Regions from separate parts of the Homo sapiens genome. Here regions 2 and 3 are each linked to region 1. Evidence: chromatin contacts called from ENCODE Hi-C data. All regions are on one chromosome and are shown on one strand. The core of a region is the stretch at or near the end of the contact, and the rest is flanking DNA. Distances in the headings are between cores, read along the strand shown. Region 1 holds the start of SLC35F3-AS1 (SLC35F3 antisense RNA 1). Region 2 holds the start of GPR137B (G protein-coupled receptor 137B). Region 3 overlaps GPR137B (G protein-coupled receptor 137B).

The links. A loop is a pair of places that touch in the nucleus more often than their neighbours do. Pooled maps may share reads with other maps.
Region 2: a loop to region 1 is called in a pooled map, with 1.9 times the contacts of the local background. The contact joins the promoter of GPR137B here to the promoter of SLC35F3-AS1 in region 1. A Hi-C loop is called at or near these places in 2 of 37 single-sample maps with no recorded cell type and 3 of 50 pooled maps.
Region 3: a map with no recorded cell type shows a loop between it and region 1 (12-fold over the local background). The contact joins the enhancer-like site here to the promoter of SLC35F3-AS1 in region 1. A Hi-C loop is called at or near these places in 2 of 37 single-sample maps with no recorded cell type and 3 of 50 pooled maps.

Annotation. Positions count from the first base shown.
Region 1 is chr1:234,271,694-234,274,700 of GRCh38, reverse strand. SLC35F3-AS1 (SLC35F3 antisense RNA 1) reads left to right here and starts at 1,679. Exons shown (of 2, transcript NR_183711.1): 1 at 1,679-2,499. All of the region lies in intron 3 of SLC35F3 (solute carrier family 35 member F3), which reads right to left. LOC105373206 (a long non-coding RNA gene) reads right to left here and starts at 1,638. Exons shown (of 2, transcript XR_949283.4): 1 at 818-1,638; 2 at 1-533.
Region 2 is chr1:236,140,841-236,144,098 of GRCh38, reverse strand. It overlaps GPR137B (G protein-coupled receptor 137B), which reads right to left and starts at 1,560. Exons shown (of 7, transcript NM_003272.4): 1 at 1,063-1,560. The coding sequence starts at 1,476. RefSeq lists an enhancer at 833-1,336 and silencers at 1,302-1,571, 1,642-1,821.
Region 3 is chr1:236,158,703-236,161,643 of GRCh38, reverse strand. The region is part of intron 1 of GPR137B (G protein-coupled receptor 137B); the gene reads right to left. Among named protein-coding and RNA genes, the nearest start is that of GPR137B, 18 kb to the right of the region's middle. RefSeq lists enhancers at 1,319-1,368, 1,459-1,908, 2,009-2,058. Within about 2 kb of position 1,428, at least 5 of the 41 ENCODE cell types and tissues checked have a DNase peak (open chromatin) inside an H3K27ac peak, as active enhancers do.

The DNA.
Region 1 (3,007 bases), core at 430-2,929:
ATCTGCACCATCACAATCGCCTTGGCTTGGATGGCTTTTCCAAGTGTGGTTAGGAGATGAGCAGAGAAGTGCATTATCCTACTGTCAGCAGGGAGCCCTGGCGTCTCGTGCCCTGGCCTTGGTGTGCTCACTCACAGACATTCCTCTTTCCTGAAGTTACTATCCAGGGATCCCACTTGACAATTGATTATGTGCTGTTTTCTGTGAAATTTCTCGAGTTTCTTTGTAATGTTGTGCATGTCTCTATGTAGCTGTTTTCCTAAATGGATGATCCTATCCCTGGAAATACCAGACCATGTCTTATACCATTTGGTATCTTCTCCCATCCTTCCTAATGCCTGTACCAGTGTCTCTATGTGTTACAGCACTGAGAAGGCAACGAACAATCCACAAAAACCAGGCTGATGAATTAAAAATCTCTTTGGTGACGCTGAATACACAGACTGTGCAGCGTGTTGGTGAAATGGAGAAGAAGTTGAAGACCTCACAAAACGGTCTTTTAATTAAGATTTTTGTATTTGTTCTCCAGCTGCCTGGAAATTCCAATAAGACAGTTTTAATTAGAACCAACGTTCACATTTCCCCCTGAGAACTATCAACATTTCGCTAACCCCAATTTTTAAGAATCAAGCTATGGAGACCATAGATAACTGACTTTGTATCTGTTTTTCCTTTTAAAAGTGGAGTTCAATGCATGTGATGGTTTTTTTTTAACCAAAACACTATCCAGCATGTGGCCTATTTTGTACACAAATGCTACCATGTGCAGCATGTAATGAGTATGCGGTCCACAGTCACTTGTGCTGGTCAGTCTTACCTTTTGCTTCATCTGGATGCCTCCGGGAGCTGGATTGTGGCACCCTTAAGCAGGGGGACTTTCCAGACTGTGTGTATTCCTCCCAAGCCCTCAAGTATCCTAAAAATCATTTCATGAATCCTCCATCAAGTCCCCATTTCTCCATTCAGATGCCCCCGATTCCTTCCCTGCTCCAGACCCTCAACACCTTGTGCATGATGAATTGTAGCAATCCTTCTGAAGGCCTTCTGAAGCCATCCTTCTGAGGCCATCCAGCCTTCACCTGACCTCTTGTGAAGTCTTGCATAATTTAGAATCTGTATCACGTAATTTATAACTCAAATTTTCACGATCCTGAAAGATGGAGTATTATTTTGTGATAGCAGGATGTGCTTCTGGCCTTCCTGCTGCCTCTTCAAAAATGCTCAGCACAAACCTAAGTTCTTGGCTACTCCAGATAGGGGGGCAGGACAGACTGCTGGAATTGTAGGGAGGCTCGTGGGAGGGGGGTTGCCTGGGCTTGCGTTCCCTGCATCCCCTGTACCACTCACACCGGTGTGGGCCCTTCTGGGCAGTCATCAATAAAGAAAGTCAAAGAAAGCCATCGCCAAGCTTCTGAAGACTTATAGGCAACAGCCTGTATAAGGGATAGTAAAAATAAGTAGACACAGCTGGCAGTCAGACGTCTGGGTTTGGAAATAATGATTCAAATCGATGCATTGAAGGTAGGAGTGCCAACTCCAGAGAACCAGGCAGGGACAGCTGGAGTGAGCCCATGCTGGCAATTCCCTGAATGCAGCAGGTGTCAGATGATGACATAATGCACACATGATTCAATAATGGATTAGGGAATACAAGGAAAAGGTGACAGAAAAGCAAGAGAGGGATCCGAGGAGTGCCGACCAGAGAGGCAGTTCATGTAGCCTCATTAGTAAAGCCCCCAGGGGCTGTGACTGTCCTGCGCGGGCTTCCAAGTCCACCTGAGAGTTCTGATGCTGTGCTGACCCCATGGCACATCAGGGGCAGCGAGCCTGCTGTCCACACTGGCTGGGAGAAGCAGCAGCCAGGCAAGAGAACAACAAACAGGGGCAGGCAGCCACCCACCAAGAGGACATGTGGAACCAGGCAGCACGCCATTTGGAAAGCAAGTCTATATGGGAGTGGTCACTATCATGGAAAGGAAAAAGAATGGGAAAACCTGAGATTTAAGAAAGACCCAATGCTGTTCTAGAAGCATCTTCAGAAAGAGCAATAAAGCTTCTTTGGGGAAGTCACAGGACACAGACTCTCCAGGGTGGAAGGGATCTTGAAGAGCACAGAGGCCAAGTCCTCATCCATCTCTCGACTTCCTTCATGACTCATCTGAAGACGGCTGGATTGGTCTATGTCTGTACCCTACCCTCACCCCACAATCCCAGTCCACCCTATCTCAGAACAATTTCAAATGCAGGGGAGGATCAGAGATGAAGATGTTACTCCAAAAGTATACATGCAAAGATGTTCTGGAAGTGCTACTTCTTAACTTGTCTGGTCTTATAGTCTGTGGTTGAAGTGAGTTTCTCCACTTCTAGAACGCTTTAGGTCTTGTTTCCTGTCCTCTTTGAAAAGTTTTATTAATAATTACGTGCTGCCCTTCTATTACTCCTACTTTCCATACCCTGGAAAGTATACACGGTTCTAGAATATTCCATTAGGAGGGCCAGGTAAGGATTCTTAAATATGAATGGATTTTATCATTCTCTGCCTGTTGTCTTCACACATTTGTTTCTTTCTTTTTTTGAGACAGAGTCTCGCTCTGTTGCCCAGGCTGGAGTGCAATGGCATGATCTTGGCTCACTACAGCCTCTGCATCCTGAGCTCAAATGATCCTCCTGCCTCAGCCTGTCAAGTAGCTGGCACTACAGGCATGCTCCACCATGCCTGGCTAATTTTTGTATTTTTTTGTAGAGACGGGGTTTTGCCATGTTGTCCAGGCTGGTCTTGAACTCCTGGACTCAAGCGATCCACCCACCTTCGCCTCCCAAAGTTCTGGGATTACAGACCTGAGCCACTGCATCTGGCCTTGTTCTCTTCACACATTTCTTAAATGGAGCTCAATCCCTGCACTCATTAATTGAAGGTCAAGGAATTATCATTATTCACTGGGATCATGGTACCAGATTGATTTACTAGCAATATTTTAGTTTTTCTTTGTGTACAAAGTCTATTCAT
Region 2 (3,258 bases), core at 311-2,810, 1.9 Mb before region 1:
AAAAAAAAAAAAGACACTTAAAAGGAATGAGATGCCTGCTTGCACAGGGTTTCTGCCCATCCGACAGTTCTGAAATTACCCTCACCAGGTGACACCGTTGACGCCTTCCCCTTCGGCAGAGTCCTAGTGAAAATGGACATCTTAGTGCTTGGAAAGCTAATGGGAATCAGAGATGATGATGACGATGATGACGGCGGCACCGCGTTATTAAACCTTTGTGCAACGCTATACAAAGTATTTGCAAAGTGCTCAACAATTACTGCACTTTCATTAAGTCAACCATCAGCAGTAAAGCAGCAGCCAAGTTAATTCACATACTCTCCCATTAGCTTATTTAATAATATGCCCCATAAAGTGATTTTTGTGTGGCTGTAAAAGAGCCCCAGTCAGCTTTTATGGCCTTTTCTTGGGGCCTCTCAGATGAGCTCAGACAGTAACTCTGATGAGCGGCAGCAGCTCGGAGCTGGGTGTTACCCCAGCCTGCTGTTTAGCAATCCGGTGGAATGAGTTAGTAAGCCGCAGTTCTGTAGAGCTCCTAAGCCGGAGGTTCAAAACATCTCATCAAAACCAACATGGTCTCACCCTGCCAACGCTCAAAACAGCAGTGTCAGGCCCAAATCTGGAGGCCAACGTGCAGAAGACCTTTCCAGGCCGGGAGTTAGGTGCCTGGGGAGGCAGGGCAAATTCTAGAGTTCAGGCCTCCCTTGGGGGCACACCTTCCATCCGTACTAACTGGCGTGTGCAGGCGCTGCTGCTTCGCGCTGCGCACGGAGAAGCGCCCCGAATCCACCGCACGATGCGGAGCCAGGGGCAGCGAGTGAGCGGCGGCCTCCAGCCCTCCCCTGCCTTCTCCTTGCCCCTTTTGGGAATGGCAGGGGGTTTCCTATGACAAATGCCCGCAAACAGGACAGGGTTCGGACGACCCCAGAGCCGGCGCCTTCTCCCTACACTCTCAGCCCTAGGGCCGGACCCGCCCCCGCGGCTGCCATCGCCCCTGCCTCGGGCGCCCCGCGGGGACCACCCCGCCAGGTGAGCGCCTCCAGGAGCCTCTCTGAAACTCACCTGCGTGAAGTACAAGTTCATCAGCGTGAGGGTGAAAAACTGCAGGCACACAGGGAAGCAGTAGAGCAGCCAGAAGACGAAGGGGCTGAGCGAATTGGCCGCCACGAAGTCTTTGAAGTAGAAGGAGAAGAGGACGGTCCGCAGGGAGGCCCAGAAGAGGCAGAGAAAGAGGAAGACGCTCTGGTAGCTGAGCCGCTTGTGGCGGTAACGCAGCACCAGCCAGAGCTGCACGTAGATGAACACGAAGAGCAGCGCGTAGAACACGGTGTAGACGACGGTGAGGCCAAGCTTCACGTAGGGGGGCACGGCCGGGGTCAGCGTGGGCGGCAGCGAGTCGTTGCGGGCTGGGTCCCACGGCGGGGTCTCCATCGGGCCGGGGGCGCTGCCGCGCGGCCGGGGACGCTCGGGCCTCATCGGGGCTCACGGCCGCCGCCGCCCCCGCGGGGGTCTCCGCGCATCGCGCTCAGCCTGCAGCCCCGAGACTGGAGGAAAGAAAACAAGCCGCACTTCCTCCCCCGGCACCACATGATTCACTGGGACGGCCTTTGTCTGCGATTGGCAGCGCCGCGCCCGCCGCCCCCGCGCGCCGACCGGCCCCGCGCGCCCCCGCCCCGGCCCGCGCGCCCCCGCCCCGGCCCGCGCGCCCCGGCCCGCCCTCCCCCGGGCACCGCGCGCCTTCGCCCCGCGAACCCCGGCCCGCCCTATCCTCGCCACCGCGCGCTCCCGCAGTGCGCGCCCCCAGAGCCGCACGCCTCCTCCCGGCCCCCTCCCCATCCCCGGGGCCGCGCGCTCCCAGACTGCGGGCCCCCAGAGCCCCGCGTCTCTTCCCCCCTTCCCGCCCCCTCCCCATCCCAGGGGCCGCGCGCTACCCGTCCCCGGCCCCTTCCCCATCCCCGGGGCCGCGCGCTCCCGCACTGCGCGCCCCCAGAACCGCGCGCCTCCTCCCCGGTCCCGGCACCGCGCCGCGCGCCCCCAAAACTTCCCAGCCGCGCCCCGCGCCTCGGGGGATCGCACTCGTGGCCTCGCGCATTCTGCTGCTGATTGCTTGTTTTGCAGAAGTTAATTCCTTTATTTAAAAACAAATTTAAAAAAAAAACTTTACAAGTCCTTTCCGTCCCCCCCTTTAAAAATAAAACTTTACGACTCTGTGGCTATGAACTGGCCGGCGTCTGGAATGATGTTTATTTCTAAATGCAGACATGCCAAAGACAGGGTTCGTATTTTTGAGGTCAAATTTGTATACTGAGTGAGGAAATAGACGGTGCCTGCGGCTGCTGCCTCCTCTGGGATGCAAGCTGGGCTGTTTTCTCCCGGAGAGCCTCACGCGCTCCCAGCGCCTCACCTCCCAGCGATGTAGCCGGTGCCGGGAGGCGCGCGGGCCGCGGGTCAGTGGATGGAGCCCACTGGGCTTCAGAGAGAAGTGGGGCAGCTGACGGCACACGGCCCCCCTTGTCCGATCCAACCCATGCCGAAGGAGGGTCTGTCCCCGCCACCCGAGAGCCCTTCTCTTTTGCTTTTGCTGAGCAGCTCGCTCCTCGAGGCTGTACAGCGACTTAGTCTTTGCCCCGGGGCACCACGCCACCCTTGTCTTGGGAGAGCTGGGGAGTGCTCTGGGAAAAGAGGGAAAGCCGGGCGCCCTCTGGAAACATTGCTGGGCAAGCGGTTCTGGTAAACAGAAGAAACTCGGATTTCCGAGGCTCCAGTAATTGTGATTTCTTTTCTTACTCCACTTCGTGCCTAATTGTGTGTTCTTTTTCCAAAAGACGGCCTGGCATATCCAGAATCCACCCTAGCTTTTGCTCAGAATTACTTAGTGGTTACAGCGCTCCCAGCGTATTCCAGGTGGTTCACTGGGGCCAAGTGTGCCTTTGGCGTGGAGCTCCTTTTCCAGTTTTTCTATCCTTTCCCTCTCTCCCTATCGCTATTTCAAGAGGAAATACGGAATTGGGCTCCACGCCTCTGATCTCGTTCCCCTCAATCCCCGTTCTGAACAGCGCAAGTGGAATGATGGAATGATCGCTCTAAAGAACACCTGGCCACTTTACTCCCGTGCTTAAATGCCCTTCCCTTGCTCCTCATAGTTCTGGGGTTAGAGTCTAAACTCCTACCCTAGCTTACCTCCCTGCCTTATCTCTTCCAAGGTGTTAAGCAGTGTTAACACCTCCTGACTCCCCTAGACTAAGAAAATTCTGCCCT
Region 3 (2,941 bases), core at 179-2,678, 1.9 Mb before region 1:
CCCTGTGGGTCCCTCCCACAACACTTGGAAATTCTGGGAGATACAATTCAAGTTGAGATTTGCATGGGGATGCAGCCAAACCATAACAGGAGGTGTGAAAAGCGTGTGGAGATGTGGGAGGCGTGAGAAGGTGTGAGTGGGAGGCGTGAGGAGGTGTGAAGTGTGTGTGGAGGTGTGAGGAGATGTGATGTGTGGAGGTGTGAAAAGTGCATGGAGGCGTGGGAAGCATGAGGAGGTGTGAACCTGCATGTGGACTTAGGAGCAGTGAGGGAGGGGGTGAGGAGAGAAGGTGCTGCAGGAGCCCGGAGCTGGGGAGGGCAGCAGAAGGTCGGGCTGGGGTGTGGACCAGCCAGGAAGAGGCCGCTGTCCAGGGTAAGGGTGCGGAGAGCTTCGGGGGAGCATTGGCACAGCTGAAATGCAGACCTGTGCTGTGAGAGAGGTCCCTGGGATACAGAGCAGAGCAAAGGCTGCAGACCATGGGTTGACAGAGAAGGTGAAAATGAAGGCAAATCAGAGGCCCAACACAGATTCATGATGCCTGGGCCTGGAGGGCGTGGCGGGGAATTGGAGGGTGACCACTAAGAGGCACGGGGTTCCTTCTGGGATGGAAAAGGTCTACAGTGGACTGTGGGGTCACTGCGCAACTCTGAATGTGGTACACTTCGAGATGGGGACAGCACAGAAAATGTGAATTATACCTCAATAAAGCTGTTATTTAAAAAAAAACAAAAAGACAAAAAAAAAACTAAGAGTAGGGAGGAGGTCAAAGAGCAGTCCCCTCAGTGGTCAAGGCCTCAAAGACTGCAGGGGAGAGAGGCCCCGGGCAGGAGACAGTCAGGGTGTCCAGTGCGGCTGACAGGCTGGACCACTTCACCTTAAGCTGCCACAGGGCCTGGCCAAGGGCAGGCTCGACTGACGGGGAGGCTGGAGGGGGAACAGGCAGACCCTGGATGGCAGCAGGAGGAAGTGGGAGCAGTGAGTCAATTCAAGAGCATAAACTGCTTTCCAAAAGCGCATGTTTGTGAAATGCAAGAAAGAGGTTATTCAGGGGGTCCAGACCTTGTTTTTAAGATGGGGAGACCTGAGCATGCTTGTGGACAGACAGAAGGAGCCTGGGTCCCGAGAAGGGCAGACAGGGAGAGGCAGGAGGCAGGGAAGGGTGGAGGGCTGAGAAACTGAGGCAGCAAGGAGGGGTCTGAGGGAACATGGCAGGGACAGCCATGGGAGTGCCATCTGCCTAATGACAGGGACCCCGGGGAAGTGAGGTTGGGTTGGAGAGTCCCAGCTGCTTCTTGGGGAACCCGATCAGGAACTGAATGGTGGTAAATGAGCCCCACTTCCTTTCCCTCCCCTTCCTTGGGCTCCACACAGCCTATGAAAACACCGGGGTTTTTCAGGGCTTCCCCCGTTGTGGCAAGAAGGATGGGAGGACAGGGGAGGGGAGCAGAATCAGGCCTGAAGGAGAAAGAAGAAATTGCAGCAACTTTGATCAGAAACCCTGAAGTTTGTCATCTGGTGAAAATAAAGCATTTCTCCCTAATGGCAAATTCCTTTCGGTTTTAGCATCGTTTCTTCTGCTTTTGAAAGTCCCACCTAGAACCTCAGAACCTAGAATAGATCTGGGGATGACGCTGTGGGTGATGCTGGCTTTTTGACTTGTTGAAGGCTGAGCCACGGCTGGGAGATGTCCCCAGCTGGCCGCTGTCAGGCGCTGGGGAATGTTCGAGAGCCCTCATGGGCTTTCCGCACCACCCGCTCCCACAGTGGGCCAAGGCCTCCTCATCCCGGACCTGTGGGCGACTTGTGCCCCCTTGGTAACCCAGGCCTTCACCCCATCCTTTCGGATGACACAGGAAGGCCTAGAGCTCTGCATGTGACGTACTTGTTTCGACAGAAGCATAAAGGCCTTTGAGCAGCTGCTGGACTCTGCCCCCTGCCCTCATAAATCAGTCTGTTCACGCGTCACTGATTTGTTCCCACCCTTTGAACTCCCGCTTGCCTATTTTTTTTCTTTTCTTTTTTTTTTTCCTGCAACCTCTGCCTCCCAGGTTCAAGTGATTCTCCTGCCTCAGCCTCCCGAGTAGCTGGGATTACAAGCACCCGCCACCATGCCTGGCTCATTTTTGTATTTCTACAAATACAAAAAGAGACGGGGTTTCACAATGTTGATCAGGCTGGTCTTGAACTCCTGATCTCGTGATCCGCCTGCCTCGGCCTCCCAAAGTGCTGGGATTACAGGCATGAGCCACCCCGCCAAGCCTATTTTTTCAACTACTAACTCAAGTTGACATTTGCTGTCTTACAATCTTTCTGTTTGTTTGTTTGTTTTTAAGAGGCGGGGTCTTGCTGTCACCCAGGCTGGAGTGCAGTGGTGCCATCATAGCTCATTGCAGCCTCCATCTTCCTGGGCTCCAGGAATCCTCCTGCCTTAACTTCCTGAGTAGCTGAGACTATGTACAGGTGCAGCCCAAATGCCTGGCTAATTTGTCTTATTTTTTAGAGATGATGTCTCCCTACATTGCCCAGGCTGGTCTTGAACTCCTAGACTCAAGTGATCCTCCCATCTCGGCCTCCTGAGTAGCTGGGTTACAATCATTTTTACTAATGTCTTAGTGGTGTTTCTGGCAGAAATGTCCCCTGCTATTCTTTGTGGGTATGACAGTGTCTCCTGTGCAGTCAGCAGAACTCAACAGAAGTCACCTCTGATGTCCCTGGAGGCAGTGTCTCTGATGTACCAACAAAGCACTATGCTTCCAACCTGCGCTTGATTCAGAATCTCTGCAGCCATTTTACTTTATAAATCCTCTCCCCTAAGCCAGGACCCACATCTGGACACCCTAGTGTCTCCACTTCTGTGCCACCACTCTCTGGACACTTCATAATCCCCCTATCCTTAAAAGGGGGTGCATCCTGATCCTAGCTGCCTGTGGGCTGAGACTCC